Linked DNA regions of Mus musculus: region 1 is linked to region 2. The links are chromatin loops, found by intact Hi-C in ENCODE. Cell type or tissue: heart. All regions are shown on one strand. Each heading gives the region's core, and the rest is flanking DNA. Links, peaks and the distances in the headings are about the cores only. Region 1 overlaps Ccdc141 (coiled-coil domain containing 141). Region 2 holds the start of Ttn (titin).

Region 1 (7,902 bases), core at 1,877-6,876, 54 kb after region 2:
TTTTCAGGTGTCAGCAGGAAATTTGAACAGTGAATAAGCTAGAAAACTCTCAGAATAGTGGCGCGCTTGATTGCAGGTGATAGAAGTTGTTCTCTGGTTAGAATGCTGTCATGTATTATTCTATGAACTCTTTCCTGTCCATCTGTTTAAAATCACCATCACATGACTGGATACCAAGCACATAACTAAACCCTTCCCAGGAAAGCCAACTCTGAATTATAGAGAATAAAATTGATGTTTGGAAAGGGGAAATGAGATAAATCATCATTTTCTATAAGAAGTCAAAGTATTATAAAAATAGAAAGCTACCCTTCTCACATCAATTCTGTAAAATAGAGTTATGCCTGGACTGCAGTTACTTTGCACAAATTGTAGTAATTACACAAACACATGCACATGCATATGCACACACGCACACGTGCACATGCTTGCATACACACAACTTTCTCATTACCTGAATTTTTTCAGCATATGTATCCACTTGTTGGATTTGATACTGAAGAGTCTTTAAATTTCGAGATTTCTCATTTTTCTTGGAGTAATTAAACTTCAGATTGTTGAATTTCTTTTTTATGTCTTTGAATGACTCTTTGAGCTACAGTTTAATAAAAAAAAATAAAATTATAATCCCCTTAAAATTGGAAAGTCAATATTCATTTGTGTGAATCAAAATATCTAAACATTTTCAAATTCATAATCTTAAAAATGTGTTCAAAATAATTTCAGTCAAAACTAACTCTTTATATGGACATTCATCTTTCAATGACAGTAATTTCTGATGTATGATTTTTAATTGAGTACAGTTACAAACTATCCCATTGGTTGCTAAACAAGAAAGTATCTAACATCTTGAACATAAACTCTTGCTAGCTCAAATGTTCTTATTTGTATTCCTTTGGTATAATTTTCACACTCGTTCTATTTTCTGCATGCTAGTATTGTTACAAATCTTTCCATATCATAGTACTCTCTCATAGTCATTATGTATAAAAAATTATTAAGACTCCAAAGAGCTGTTCATGATGAAGAGGTCAACGAGGGGCTGACTCTTAGAATATTTAGTACAGTACATGAAATTTAGTGAGAAAGGGATTTTATTTGCCCAGCTGAAGTTATTTCCATGAGCAAAATTTAGATAGTTTTACTCTTTAGATGTAGACCATTAACTCTGAAAATACAAACAAACAAATTAAAACCCCAAAGCAAGAGTCATCGCCACTGAGGGCAATGCTGGCTTCATGTAGGCAGGGCATAGTATGACAGTCTTGCAAACAGTTCATCTTTACCCACGCACTAGAACTCTAAGCAACCTGGTACTTTTAAACATTTTGCTTTCTGTTGCTTCTACATATTCATGAAGGGTAAGCACCCTCCTAGACAGCTCTCACTTTATATTATCAGCAAAAAGAAGCACAAAGAAAACATAAACCTAAGATTATATGGGAGTTTTTACAACAAGAAGAAATCACGTCACGGCTGATAAATCTGAATGATGGAAAGAAAAGTTAGAAATGCATTAAAATTCTTTTCAATGACAGCAAACAAATTACCCGAGAGTGTATAAAAGCTGTGCACACGTTACACCTTAGGTCCATAATATAGAAAAATACATCTGCCCCAGAAAATGTACGCTTTCTCAGAATGCTCACTCCAAACTTTCCATAGTGTGAAAATAAAACATTGATTTTTATCTTTAACTGTTCTTGGAACAAACTACATGCAAGGCTCTGGCAGACCTGTCTATGTAGAAATTATTATACTTATACAGTTTTTGCATAGGATATCCATATACGCAATCAATATTGTTTTTTTTACATAGAAAATGACATTGCTGAATATTAATTTTGCACTATGCACAGAACCAAGAATGAAGACGTTATAAACCATTTTAACAGATAAGTCAACAATGTCCAGAAAGATTGGAAAAGGCTGTAACTTCAGATTTTGAAAACGACTTCCATATCAGAAGACCAGGAAATATTTAAAATGTCCTATTAAGTTGGTATACTTATGAAATGGCTATTAAATACATATCTACATTCTGTGACACTTGATATTTTAATGTACATGTATTAATTCTAGCACGAAGGGACAAATGTGGTACCATTTATAATACTGAAGTACAAAGAAACTACCCTGAGTTATTAATAGAAAACTGAGGTACAATCTTTTTATATCCCTTGTTTTTAATCTACAACTATAAATTAGTAAATACCATATCTGAGGCAGCCCGAGATTGTTATTTAAAAACTCCTTCAGTGGCAAGTTCCTATTTAACTGTATAGGTATTTTGTTTGAGATGATTACAAACTTGGGCTGTTGGAGAATACCGCATTGCACTCTGAGTTGTACGTACTAAATATCTCTGAGCAGCACACAAAAAGTGGCTAAGATCCTCAGAGTAATGTCACAATGCTTTACCGTAATTAACAACAAAATTATCTAGGCTGTGAGCATGATTGCCTAGGATCCCAGAACTTCGAATGTCACAGAAGGATAACAAATTCAAGGACAATCTAGATTACATAGTGAAAGCTTGTCCAAAAAAACAGGAAGAGGAGGAGGAGTGTGAGGAGGAGGAGGAGGAGAAAGAGGAGGAAGAGCAAGAGGAGGAGGAAGAGGAGGAGGAGGAGGAGGCAGCAAGGTTTGGGAATGGCTCAGTGGGATACGCTTGATGCACAAATGTGAGAGCCAGAGTTCAGATCTGCCGGGACCACGTAAAGCCAAGCATGGCGCCATGTGTCTGTGATCCTAGTCTGTAATCCTGCGATTACAGTCTCTGGGAAGCAGAGACAGAATTCCCAGAAGCTCAAAAGAGACTGTTCCAAACAAGGTAGAAGAGTGGGCTGGCATCCAAGGTTGTCCTCTGTCTCCCAAACACACACTGTAGTATGCCAGCACCTGTGCCCACACACACAAACTCGCACTCACGTATATATCTCTCTCTCTCTCATACACACACACACACAAAATAAAACTGAATACAATAAAGTAATAGATAAAATAACCATTACAAAAGGAATTAAGGTGTTCAGACACTGACAATTATACACTGGATAACACAGCTTTCTACCTTACTGTATTTACTGAATCATGTCATCATTATTGATCAGTCTAGAGGAAGAAAGAGAAGTTCTACCATCAACTGGATAGCCAAAGGGTTTTATTCACTTTTTCAACCAGGAAGGCTTAACATCTACTTGAATGCTGTACGAGCATGGTGGGGAGATGGATCCCTAACACTTTCATTCTAAGCCATGTGCTTCTAATTTACTAAGAAGATTAAGAAACGTCAGACTTAGGAACTGGTAAGAACGACTTCATTTCTGCATGCCCAGCATGCATGCATGTCCACAGAGGTGATTTAGAAGGCCAAAGAATGCCTGCGGTGCTACGGGTATGTCAAACTGGAGAGCTTCATTCTGACACATAAGCTTGTGCCACAGAGTTGCTGGCACTATTCTTGTTTAGTCACATTGGAAAGCCAGTCAAAATCTAATCTCTTGTACCTTTCTTAATGCAAATTCAAGAGCACTATACATACAAGTAGAAGGGAGCGTGGATGAAGGGCCTCTAGCATCCACGAATCCAGCCACACCACATTTCTCTTATCCGCACATTCCAATAGGAAAACTTAATCTAATCCCCACGTAAGTTGGTATCCCAGTTTTAAAGGAACTAAGTGCTCTGGTTACTGCTCTGGGGTATCATTGTCCACACAGCTGCTTCTAACTTTAGCAAGCTTGTCAACAATAGGGCATGGTGGAGACGGGTCAGACAACTGCCCTGCTTGTACATATGAGCAGCCACACACGCCAACTGCATGGGAAAGGGAATAGTTTATTCACTAGAAACCTATAAACGCTATAATTCGAATTAGTAAAATTTATGTATTATGGATGTTAGAATATTTTTTTAGTGAGTGAGTTGATTCTTTCCTCTGTGTAATGCTCAGTTCCTCTGTGTTTGTACAGAGGAAGTAGCCCAAACTTACATGCCATAATTAGAAAAAATTCTAAAATTGTAAAACTGCTCGCTCTCTCTTTTTGAAACGTATCCTCTCATAATTTCCCCAGTGAGTGATAAGTCTCTCTTCAGGGCTAGAAATGAGAAAACTTCTCTAGAAACAGAAGGTTAAGAGCTCCTGACAGGCTAGGCTGGCTCGCTATTCTTAGCCTTGACTAAGCTGGCTGAGGCAGCTTTCACAAGAATGCCTGATGTGTAAGTCTGGTACTGGCAAGGCCAACTGGTGTGAGGGACATGGGCTATTTAAAACCAAGGCAATGGGTTTGCAAAGAAAACCTTGCTTTAGGACTGTGGCATACTGGCTGAACTTCCAAATTCAAAACGAGCAGTCAGGTTTTGTTTCTCTAGCATCCACTTCACAAGTTCAGAGACTCATAATGAAAGGCTGAAATGCACCACCACCCAGAGATGCTTGGATTCTAAACGAAGACATCCAAAGATGCAAAATCTAATCCGGATGAGCTTCTGCAAATATTATTGGAGAGCACTGGGTCTCCATGTTGGACAGATTTCTGGAGAAGTCTCTTTGGTCTTCTTCTACTTGGTAACCAGAGAACATCTTCCTTAGCTCCAAGGCACATAGCAAAAGGAAGTGAGACAAGTCATAAAGCAAAGACCTGTTCTGAATTATAAGCTGCAGCCAGTCTCAGCATTAAACATTGTCTTGAATGTCCACCATCTTCATAATGAATTTAGTACATTTTGTTTGTTCTACTTTGGGAAAGGGTAACTATCATTTTAAACGTGAGCTGTCCATACCTTCCAGAAGATCCTACATGGTATTTTACAGACATCAAACACTACGATTTAAATTTTTAAGCCTTTGGGATGAACATTTTCTGAACAAATTGTAATTTTTCCTGTCCACTTATATATGCTACCCAAATCCAGCTGGGTCAGGGCCTGCTGAGCAGATGGCTGGGCGCTGAAGTACCATGTGGGTTTTAAGTTTCTCAAGACTCTTCTGTGTTTTACAGACATTTGTAGAGTTACAGCATGGCTCTCGGTAGCCACATGAAATACATTTGTTGGATAAAGACAATTTACTATTTTTTTTCGAAGACAAGTTTGGGTTACAAATCGGAAAAATGAACATTGTCTGTGTTTTTCTCAGTGATGCCCATCTGGTGTTCTGTTCCCTATGTAAATTGTTCCTGTGCCCTTTCCTGCAGTGGATGGTACCCATGCTCATTTTGTCCGCGGCAAAGTGCCAGACAGTAGAGTGTGGTTTTCATTCTATCACCTATGCGTGTTATATAAAAGCATCACTCCTCAGTTATAATCTATTGCTTCTGATCCAGTTTCTGTGGCTGGCTCTCAGATGACCAATCCATTCAAATTTGCAACAGAATTTGGGGGATTCATGCCTGGTATATGGAATATATATGCTAAATCCTTTCCTTCTTACTTTCTGATAGGAAAGCTGTTGCTGTCCTCGAGGAGATTTTCCCGGGTAAGGTAGTGTAACGGTCTGGAAGCTTCTGTGTGGAAAACTTATTTTGAGAAAATGGATAGCGGCCTGATTCTGTCATCCCATTCTTCCCAGCAAAGTAATTGTTTGTGACACAAAATAGGAGCCTTTAAGTTATAAATCCCCATTAACATCATGTAAATATAAGGGTAATTCTTTTGTTGGTCAGCTTGTAAGAAGGAAACGTAGCAGCATACTAACTTCTCAAAGGTAGATTATAAACAAATGAGGTTCCTTTGTAATATAATATGGTCATGGAAATTTCTAGGATATTTTGTGTGTTAATGATATATTCACATGGCCAAGCAAGAAAATCCAAAGTGCTATTGAGCTGTTATGCATACGAATGTATCCTTGCATGAAATGGGTAGGGAAAAAAATGCCATAAAATCTGGCAGTTTGACAGTTGTGTTTCTCACGGGTAAACATGAAGAAAACGAGTTTTTCAAAAACTTCCTATGCATAAAATTATGCAAAGATAATGTAACACAAAAGGCACTGTTACGTGTCTTTAAAGGAAATCACATCTTATTTTTCAAATGGCATTTCAAGCGGCTTCCTTTCGTTCACCTTGAGGTACAAAGTCCTTCTGTAAGGGCCCCAGTGAAGAGTTCACTCAAAGTTAGCTTCAGCAAAGTCAAAAGAAAAGATTTTCTGGAAACAATCAAATCAATTGTGACAGATCACTCATACATATTATAAGAGATGTATTGGAAAGCAGGACTGCCAAGGGTTGGCTGGGATTGTACTGAGACAATAGTTCATTCCGATAAGCAAACGCCAAGTATGTTCATGTCTGGCAGGTAAATCTTGGCTCAAAGTTGACTCCCCAAGCCCCCAAAGCCCCAAAAACTACAGACAGAAGCTCTGCAGCCTTCTAGTGCATTAAGATGAATCCCTCACACACACATCTTCATGGTCTCCAATGAAAATGAAGACATAAAGCCAGATATTCTCCAAAGTCTATCGCAACTCAGTATCTGGGAACTTTTGTGAGCTACTTTGATCACACTGAGAATAAAACAGTGGTTTGTGACCAACTTGAAAAATAAAATGTTAAGTATGGTCTGGTTCCTTGGCAAAATATTATTCATTTGTTTGTATCAGAAAACTACTTAACACACAGCATTTCAATTTTTGTTATTTGTTTGGGGATGAGGTCTTATGTAGCCCATACTGACCTCGAAGAACTTGTTCTGTAACCAAGACTGGCCTTGAACTCCTGCCTTCCTTGCCGTTGCCTCCCAAGAGCCAGGAAAATAGGAATGTGCTTCATTTCATTTTATAATGCTCTAGATACCCATGTCTAAACAACACATATAGATGCCAAATGTTGTCACCATGGATATAGCAACTGAGTCTCCTCACAGCTATGGTACAACATAGAATAAGACATAACTTCATTTTATTTTACTAAAGGTCAACGATATTCTTTCTGATTATCATGCCACTAGCTGGGTGTTTGTGAAATCCAGCATATGGATGCCACACTTCGACATGCCTGCTGTGTCTCCACAAGAACAAATAGTAAAAAAAGACTCAAGGTTTCCAAAATTCCTTCAGTGTGAAAGGGTAGCCTAAAGATTAATTGGATTAGAAGTAGAAGCGATAGAGAACGATACTTCTCTTAGTAATTATGAGTGTGTTAACTGATACCTGATTCCTAAACCAAAACCCACGTGTATGGCTTGCTCATTCCTGAAGGGGTACAGACAATCCTGGGGCGTCCCTACTATGACTGGAAGGGTCATATGTCATCTCTGCTGGCTCTGAGCGCAAGTTCATCATGAGGCTGTCCCTGTAAATAGAAGTTCTGGAAGGCCTTAGGCAGGGGGACCAAGCTTCTTAAATGCCACAGCTCTTCAGGGACATGGAAACCCAGAGAGGCGGGGCTGGGAACACATGCAGCCTGCTTCACCGATGCTCTCTCTGTAGTTGCAGAGCTGCGCCATCTCCGAAGGGAGAGATGTTTGGGCAAAGCAACGGAAAAAGAGAAGGAAGAAGATGAAAGGGAAGGAAAGAACTAAGAAAATTTAGAAAAAGATCTTTTTTGAAAATGGCCATGAATCTTTCATAGCCCCGGGAGAACCAAGACACGCTGGATGATTCTCGAATCAAAACTAAACAGAGCTCACAGAAGTGTAAACTGTAGCATAGGGAAGCAGAAGAGGCTGCACCCCTGTGTAGAGGGCAGAATACACTGTGGTTTCACCAGAATGCGGACCAGAAGAAGAGTGGAGAGCATGCAGCGTTGTAGCACACTGCTATAGTAAAAGCCATGCCAGCACCTTCTCCATGGTCCCTCCTCTTGAACCGGATCCTAGCAGCTTCTCCTGACCTCTCACTCTCTTTCCAGCATGCTCCCTCTTGCACCTGCCTGTGACCTGCAGGAAGGGTGGGATCTC
Region 2 (7,902 bases), core at 1,097-6,096:
TCCAGTCCTCTGTTCTCTCTCGTCAAACCCTTGCACCAGTCTGGCAACTAGCCATAGTGGAGCCCCATATAGTGATAGTGACACCATGACAGTCATGTGATAGACATGTAAAACTGTGAGGCATTTGTGGCAGTTTACACAGGGGCCATTTGTGCCCCTTCGTTTTATAGATTGGAAGTTTGAGGTGCATTGGAGTGTCATCATATTTCCAAGGTCTCTTGGCTATCAGTGGTACAACTTTGGGTAGAACTGTCATCTTCTACCCTCTGGTCAGTGCTCTATCTGATTTAGTTTAGTAGACATCATTAAAATAATGAGAGGGAGCCCTAAACGTGGAGAGCTGCAGAAACTTTGAAGGAGATAGTGACAGTTGTCATCTCTGAAGGCAAGAGGCAGCAAGGCCATCTTACAGCTCTGCCTCAGGAGGGCACGCTTGAGCCCCTCCTCTGCTGTTTCAGGGACACTGTCCAGCATGTCCCTGCAAATGTCACTGCAGCACAATTTCCCTCACAGGGACAGGCTGTTCCTCATGCTAACTCCAGAGCCAAACCCAGCCATTCAGAACAAGGCGTAAAGTCAGAGCAGGGAGAGGAAAGCCAGGTTCTCTTCACCCACTGCTAAGAACCGTATCAGTGGTTTCATGTTTTATTAAAATCTAAATGTGTTCAGAATCGGGAAGGCGACTTCAGGGAAGGTTTACTTTGCATCTGACATAAATGCTTGTGACTGCTGTCCTTGAGACAGGAGGTGATGATATTAGCATGTTTCTGTGTTGTCCTTATATAAGTTGACCTCCCGTTATGGGAGAGTGAAGTTTATTAGACTAATTTGAGAGTGTCAAATGTCATCTGTGACGTATTTCTAAGAACTTGAAGGCACAGAATTAGAAGGAATCAAGGCTGTGAATATGATAGCTCACGACTAACACAAAGGTGAAAATCCCCGCAGACACCATGTGTGTTCTGCTCCGTTTAGAAGTTACAGAGGATTTGAAGAAAAATAAGTTAATCATTTGGGAGTCAGAGTTCATCATGCAAGAGGAAAATGGAACTGACTTCCATCAATAGCAAGTGAGTGATGAGTGACGTCATGATGTTCGTGCAAAGTGTTATGCAGCATGTAAGATTCACACATAATACAGAGAAAGGAAATGGAAAGAAAACTTTAGTTAATATCTTTATTACAAGCACACATTTAAAAAGAGAGAGAAAATGTGTTCACTGCAGTGATACATTGAATCATGAGCTAATCATGGCTATCAGTTAATCCATATAAACTTACATGACCAGTATGGTATTATAGAAGACGACTGACTGAATCAAATTGAAATTATTTACAGTATAGTTTATAGGCAAGGCTTCCTTGTTATACATCATGCAAGGTCTAGACTCACCCCTAAACCAAGGGATGAAGAAAAAAAGAAATGGATGAAATTCTTTTTAAATAAATAGGGAAAAATATTTGTACCCTTTGAATATAAAGACTAAAAGGAGAAATGGTATGATGTGTTACCATTCATTACAAAAGGGAATTCTTTAATACAATAGAATAATTTAATAAAGGTTAAAAAATTGTCCCTTCTTAGAATTGGGAACAAAACACCCATGGAAGGAGTTACAGAGACAAAGTTTGGAGCTGTGACGAAAGGATGGACCATCCAGAGACCGCCATATCTGGGGATACATCCTATAATCAGCCTCCAAACACTGACACCATTGCATACACTAGCAAGATTTTGCTGAAAGGACCCAGATAGAGCTCTCTCTTGTGGGACTATGCCAGGGCCTAGCAAACACAGAAGTGGATGCTCACAGTTAGCTATTGGATGGATCACAGGGCCCCCAATGGAGGAGCTAGAGAAAGTACCCAAGGAGCTAAAGGGATCTGCAACCCTATAGGTGGAACAACATTATGAACTAACCAGTACCCCTGAGCTCTTGACTCTAGCTGCATATGTATCAAAAGATGGCCTAGTCGGCCATTACTGGAAAGAGAGGCCCATTGGACACGCAAATTTTATATGCCCCAGTACAGGGGAAATGCCAGGGCCAAAAAGTGGGAGTGGGTGGGTAGGGGAGTGGGGGGGAGGGTATGGGGGACTTTTGGGATAGCATTGGAAATGTAAATGAGGAAATACTTAATTTAAAACAAAAGGTTAAAAAAACCAATAAAATAACTATAATGAGTAGTTACTGTGTCTGTGTCTATGGAAAGTTGGGATGATATATTTACATGTATCTATAATATAGTGTAAATTTAATACAGTATATTAATATATTAAATTATGTAATGTTAATTTATATATTAGTATATGTAATAATATATGATATATAAAATACATATTTTACATATATAAAAAAATTGAGGTGCACAGATTACAAGAAGCTGTCACTGAATCCCACAGCACTAGGGTTCCAGTCTGTCAGACTAGTTCTACCCCTGAACCCAAATATAGAATGACCAAATTTGATCCTTCTTAGTCGCTGGATTCTGACAGCAAATTTTAACCTGATGCTAATTATTTTTGCTTTGTAGAATTATAAATATGAATAAAACATTTTCAAAATATTTTTAAGTCATTATATTGTCAGCATCCTGTGAACAGTGTGCCCTTAAAATGACCTTTCCACAGTGCTGTGCCAATTTTACATAGTAGAAGCAGTGTTTAAACTTGGTTTCAAGACAAAAAAATAAGGTTTCTGTATTGGAGGAGGCAGGTGGAACAGAAGAGAAAGCCTGCATGTGAGCTTACCACTAACGTGAGCCTCAAAGGTTGCGGTACTACCCTCCAGTACCACAACGCTTTGTAACGGCTGCGTAAACATCGGTGCTTGAGTAGTCATCTTTTCAGGCACTCTGGAAAGAAAAAGGAAAACCAGTAAGAATATTGACGCTCAGGGCCCCTCAGCGTCTTCTTGGTGGAGACAGACATGTATTTCTCCAAACGGATTAGTCTAGTATGTAGCCCTAGAGCCACGTAGGAAGCCTTCTCCTGGTGCTTATGCAGTTGACCTTTGAGCTAATTTAAGGGAAATGGGCGGGGGTAGGTGGGGGAGTTGGCCAAGCAGAGCAAGGAATGCCCCCTAGTGGTCAAAGTGGGAATATTCAGTTGTACCAACAAGGAATATTCACGTTGGGCCAGACTGAAAGGGAAAACCAAGCTACAACATAGGAGCAGCCAATGGATTTCAGAGACATGATGTGACAAATGAACCTTTATATCAACACAGCATGGAAGAGACAGTGACATAAACAACAGTTCCCTCTCCAGCAGTTCTCACTCACAGTGTCAGCTTTTCATAAGGTGACCTTGCTTAAGGCTCTGTCCCCTCACTTAAAATCACCGCCCAAATGAAAAACCTGAACTTTGCAAGCGGTTCGCCGACTTGAAAAGGGTTGGCAAATGTTTTCTCATCATCAAGCAAGCTTTTCCCCCTCTTTCCGACAGCATAAGGAGCTTCCCACATCCTAACATTCCTGTGTATTGTATGCAATGGCACAATTAATGCTGCTGAAGTAATATTCACGAAGAATATGTAATGGGCCGAAATTTATTATAGGTCTGAAAGAAAAATGCTGCCTTGATTTCTTCACATGGATGGAGCTGTGTGTGGACTGAATCACAGAAGGCTGTGGGAATTATTCAGGGGAATAAAAAGATCTGTGCTTTATTATGTGAAATATTCAACAATAACCAAAAAAAAAAAAAAAGAGTGAAATTTGCAGTTAATTCCCTTTGTAAGTGAAAGAAAGTATTTCATCTACCATTTTTGGAGATTATGTAAGAAAATTCTTATGCATAAATAACTAAGTAGTCACCTTGAAGCAAACCAGTGTTCTGACATTAAAGGGCAGGCTCTGAATTGTCAATTGCCTCATTTTTATCTTTCACAACATTCTTTGTTCACTAAATGTTACAGTGCAATACTCTTCTTAGTCCTATAACTCAATTTTTTTTGAGACAAAATTCATACCCCATAAAAATCCAGATGTTATCCAAAAGTTTTCAGGAAACATTTCTCAGAAACTCTTGCTTCTTTCACATTATCTTTCAGATGAACACATTTTATGCCTAATTTTTCCTGTCTGTAAGCCAGTGTATCTTCAAAAAAAATTAGCTATCTCCTTAGATAAACCATGTATAATTAAGTATTTATCTAATAATGGGCATTTACAATTTGTAATCTAATCCCAGGAAGATAGGGAATCAAAGTGTATTTAGAAATTAAGAATCCTTTATTTCTTACCCTTTTTAGCATTAACATTATCTCACACCATATAATTGGATTGTGGGTTAAATTAAAATGCATAATGAGATCTGGAATCTTCTAGAAAGCAATTCTATAGCTTCATTCAAACTTATAAAATGTTGAGAATTAAGTGGCCTAGCTGGGTTTGATATTCTTATTGTCTAGGAAGACTAAATTTGTTTCTGTGAGCACTTGTTTCTCAGAGGCCTAAGGCTGAAGGCATGCATCTGAAATGTCACACTCCCAAAATAAACCGTCCAGCTTGACTGACAGCAGACAAGTGTTCTGCCACCGTCCGCAACAGATACCTCAGCAGTGGATTCCCTTAAAAAGTCATTGGGTGCAGCTGATGCCACATGGGTTTTCTCTGAGCTATTCTTGGTCTGCCTTGCTTTATCAACGGGTCACATAACCTTGTACATTCTCAGCAGACACGTTTACTAAGGAAGCAAACATTCATGTCCCCATTTCAGACTCCTGGTTCTAGGACATCCCATACATTTTAAAAATCAGAATGGTTGACTATCGCTTCAGCACTTGATTCTTTTCTTTTTTCTTTTCTTCTTTTCTTTTCTTTCCCTTTCTTTCTCTCTGGAAAATGTACATTTCAAAACCAAATTTAAAACACAGATTCACACTGTAGGTCAGCAAGATGAAACCTTTAACAGAAGGCATTCATTGTTCAGAGCATCCAATAGTAACCAATCAGAAAGAGCTCCAGGGATCAAACAAGCTGGTTCTCACTCACCTGATTTCTCAGGAGTGCCCAAAAAGGGTGGGACCAAGCCCAAGTTTGCTTCTGAAACGACGTCCTACGTAGAGTTGGTTTTTCCAACCATCTCCGACATGAATCGGTGAGCCTCTAACCCTCCAAACAAAACCACACAGTCTTGACTGTGTGGTTTTGTTTCCTATGCAATCCCTACACCCGAGGCGAGGTGGGAATGCGCGACTGCTCCAGAGCCAGGGGCTGGCCGGCCCTTATATTCCCCAGATCTGCTGACAGCCCAACATCCTTACAGCCCGGCTCTGTGATTGGCTCTGTTAGGAAGGCATGATGGGAGAGGACCTATTTGGGAGTATCACAGACCACCTGTTCCTCTGATTGGCAGTGCTAAATTTAGCCTTTCAGAAGAGGCTTTACCGAGGAAATAGAATTGTATTTTAAAATCGACCTCACTGGGACTCAGAGACAAGAGTGGTTGCTGCAAACGTGAAAACTCTACCCAGGTGGAACGGAGGCCAGAATGTGACAAAGGATAAAACTTGTGGACATTTGTAGATCTAAAACAATCCTGAACTTGAGCCCCGTGCCCTGTGAGTCAGGCTCCACTTCTGTTCCCTACCCTCTAAACCCAACCAAATGGGCCTGTCAATCATGACAGCTGATGAAGTAATTTATATCACACATAGGTTTCATCTTCTCTGAAGACTCAGTTTCGATAAACGTAGCATTTGAAGAGAATCCATTTGTCCTGTTTGTTCTATAGAATAGCTATGCCAATGTCAGTGAGTTATGTGTACCCCAGCCTTGCAGGAAATAACACCCAAAGGCAAAGTCTGCTTAAGGCTTCGGTATAGTCTGTGTGGGACAATGTCTGCTCTGGTTAGAGTTCATTTTTGCCTGCCAGTAGTATTTACCAATACCCATGGGCTGCCTTGCTGAGTGGTGAAGTCTGAGTTTAAACCAGCCATAGGGTTCTTTTACTTGGTGTAAGATTAGTACAGGGTGTGCTTCTAATCTCTGCAGCTTGCTGTCACTAATGGGAAGTGTTTAGGGCATGATATACTTACTATTTTAGGAGTGAATTTAATTTTAAGCCAGAGATAGTTCAAATACAAAAGATCATATCAAATGGCCTTTGTTGTGGCTCAACCCAGGGATTTGTAAAATTCTGCTCAGAGCAAAGAAAATTGACTCATTGATAAAGGAAAGACACTTCTATCAATAAAACAGACTTTAAAAAATTAAATTTTAAAACAAATTTCCTTATGTTTGTAATAAAAATGTTCCCTGTTGTGGGATAAATTGGCCTTGCAGTAGACTTTGAACTTTTTGAGCCTTTTCAGTCTCCTGGCTACCTATATAGTGATAGTTCATTAACATTTAACAGCTTCAATTTACCAGCAACTGGCTCCGTGAAGCTCTGATAAGAAGCTGACACCACCGTGTCCTTATTTAAACAGCTATCTCCTTTACCTAAGTGCTGCTGTCTGGCTGGAGCCGCCATGCCCAACCCCCACCAGCCGGTGTCTGCTATCACTCAGTTTCATCCCTTTCTTCCCAAATGGCCAGTTTCATGTTGTGTATCTTGACAGTGACTCCCAACCAGAGACTCCTGTTAAGGGAACTTGTCAGTCATAATAGACAATAAGTGAACTTCTTGTTCGGGGTGCTCAATAATTTGCTATTTATTTAAAATTCATTTGTGCATCTCTCTCTCTCTCTCTCTCTCTCTCTCTCTCGTGTGTGTGTGTGTGTGTGTGTGTGTGTGTGTGTGTGTGTAGCATACATGTTTCTAATCTAGAGTATGTCAGTGTCATGTCATGTTTATCGGGGGCAAGTGAAGCCATTTTAGCTCTGGAAACTTTAGCTAACAACTGAATAGAGACCTGGAGCTTGTGTTCCATTGAGTTGAGCCCAACACAATTCAGAGAGCAGATAAGCTATGAAAATACACCATATACTGCAAACATGAAGTCCTATGTGTCTCCTCCCGAGCTGCCTGTCTGTTCGCTGTCCTTGAACTTTCTAGACTTTTCAGTATTATTGAGATCCCAGCCTTTGGGTGCTCACGTTTGTAGAACGCTCTGAGTTAAGGAGGAGAGAGGGGGGATAAGGAAGGAAAAGGGAATCAGCCAGCACTCACTGCTATGAAAAGAGGCGACTGATGTATAAACGGTATCAGACTGGGTACCGCACCACAGTAAGCATTAGCTTTTTCATTAAGTTGGGCATAGTTGGAGCATAGCAAGCCAGCCTATTGGAAATGAGCCACTTCTCAGACAGAGGAGTCTGCTGATGCTGTAAGAGCTCCATTTAGTATGCTGACTGGGGAGTCACACAGATAATCCCAAACAGCTGCTAATTCAAATATAATGCCTGCTTAGTTTTGGAATGTGTGGTATGATTTGCCCTTTGAGCATCATATTCAATGTAATTTACTAAATATTTATTAAACACATGCTCAATGCTGAACACTTTAAATTATTCTGATTTACAGTCTGTCACTCTTTACTGGACAAATATGGACTGGGCAGTGACTTTGTCCCCAGCCCTGTGCTAGAGGTCGGTCGCACCCTCAGAGAAGTCAGCCTCCTTTGTTAAATTCCTATGGAAGAAGGTCTTCACAGACAACTGATAAGCAGTTACTATTCGGTGACTGAGATAGAGGTTAGAGCATCCAAAAATTCACATGGATACTCACTCACCACCTCGGCTGCGTTCAGCCTTCCTTTGTGTGACACAGAACCACTTACGACAGTTGCAGCTTCCCGAGAGGCATTTGAGAAGTAGGTCCAGTTTTAGTGCTTAACACAGAGAAGTATCTAAGAGAAACAAGCAAAAGTAGTGCCTCTTGTACTTTGTTAAAATATATATGTGTTAAATATATATTGCTATTGGTGATGGTATTATAGTTATTCACAGGAT

What was found. Hi-C counts contacts between places; a loop is a spot of excess contacts. Peaks named below come from ENCODE experiments on the same cell type or tissue, not always from the same donor. Only the 100,000 strongest peaks of a DNase experiment are listed, where the experiment ranks them.
Region 1: a loop joins it to region 2, with 2.3 times the contacts of the local background. A loop is called at or near these places in 5 of 42 quality-filtered maps.

What each region holds. Positions count from the first base shown.
Region 1 is chr2:77,030,113-77,038,014 of GRCm38, forward strand. Ccdc141 (coiled-coil domain containing 141) reads right to left here. Exons shown (of 24, transcript NM_001025576.3): 18 at 455-595. Among named protein-coding and RNA genes, the nearest start is that of Gm39862, 37 kb to the right of the region's middle. In heart, for the core only: no CTCF peak of the experiment used is centred there; a DNase peak (open chromatin) is centred at 4,229.
Region 2 is chr2:76,977,340-76,985,241 of GRCm38, forward strand. It overlaps Ttn (titin), which reads right to left and starts at 5,208. Exons shown (of 313, transcript NM_011652.3): 1 at 4,999-5,208; 2 at 2,753-2,856. The coding sequence starts at 2,843. In heart, for the core only: a CTCF peak has its summit at 3,091 (motif pointing left); DNase peaks (open chromatin) are centred at 3,052, 4,572 and 5,282; H3K4me3 peaks cover 3,710 bases; H3K27ac peaks cover 3,550 bases.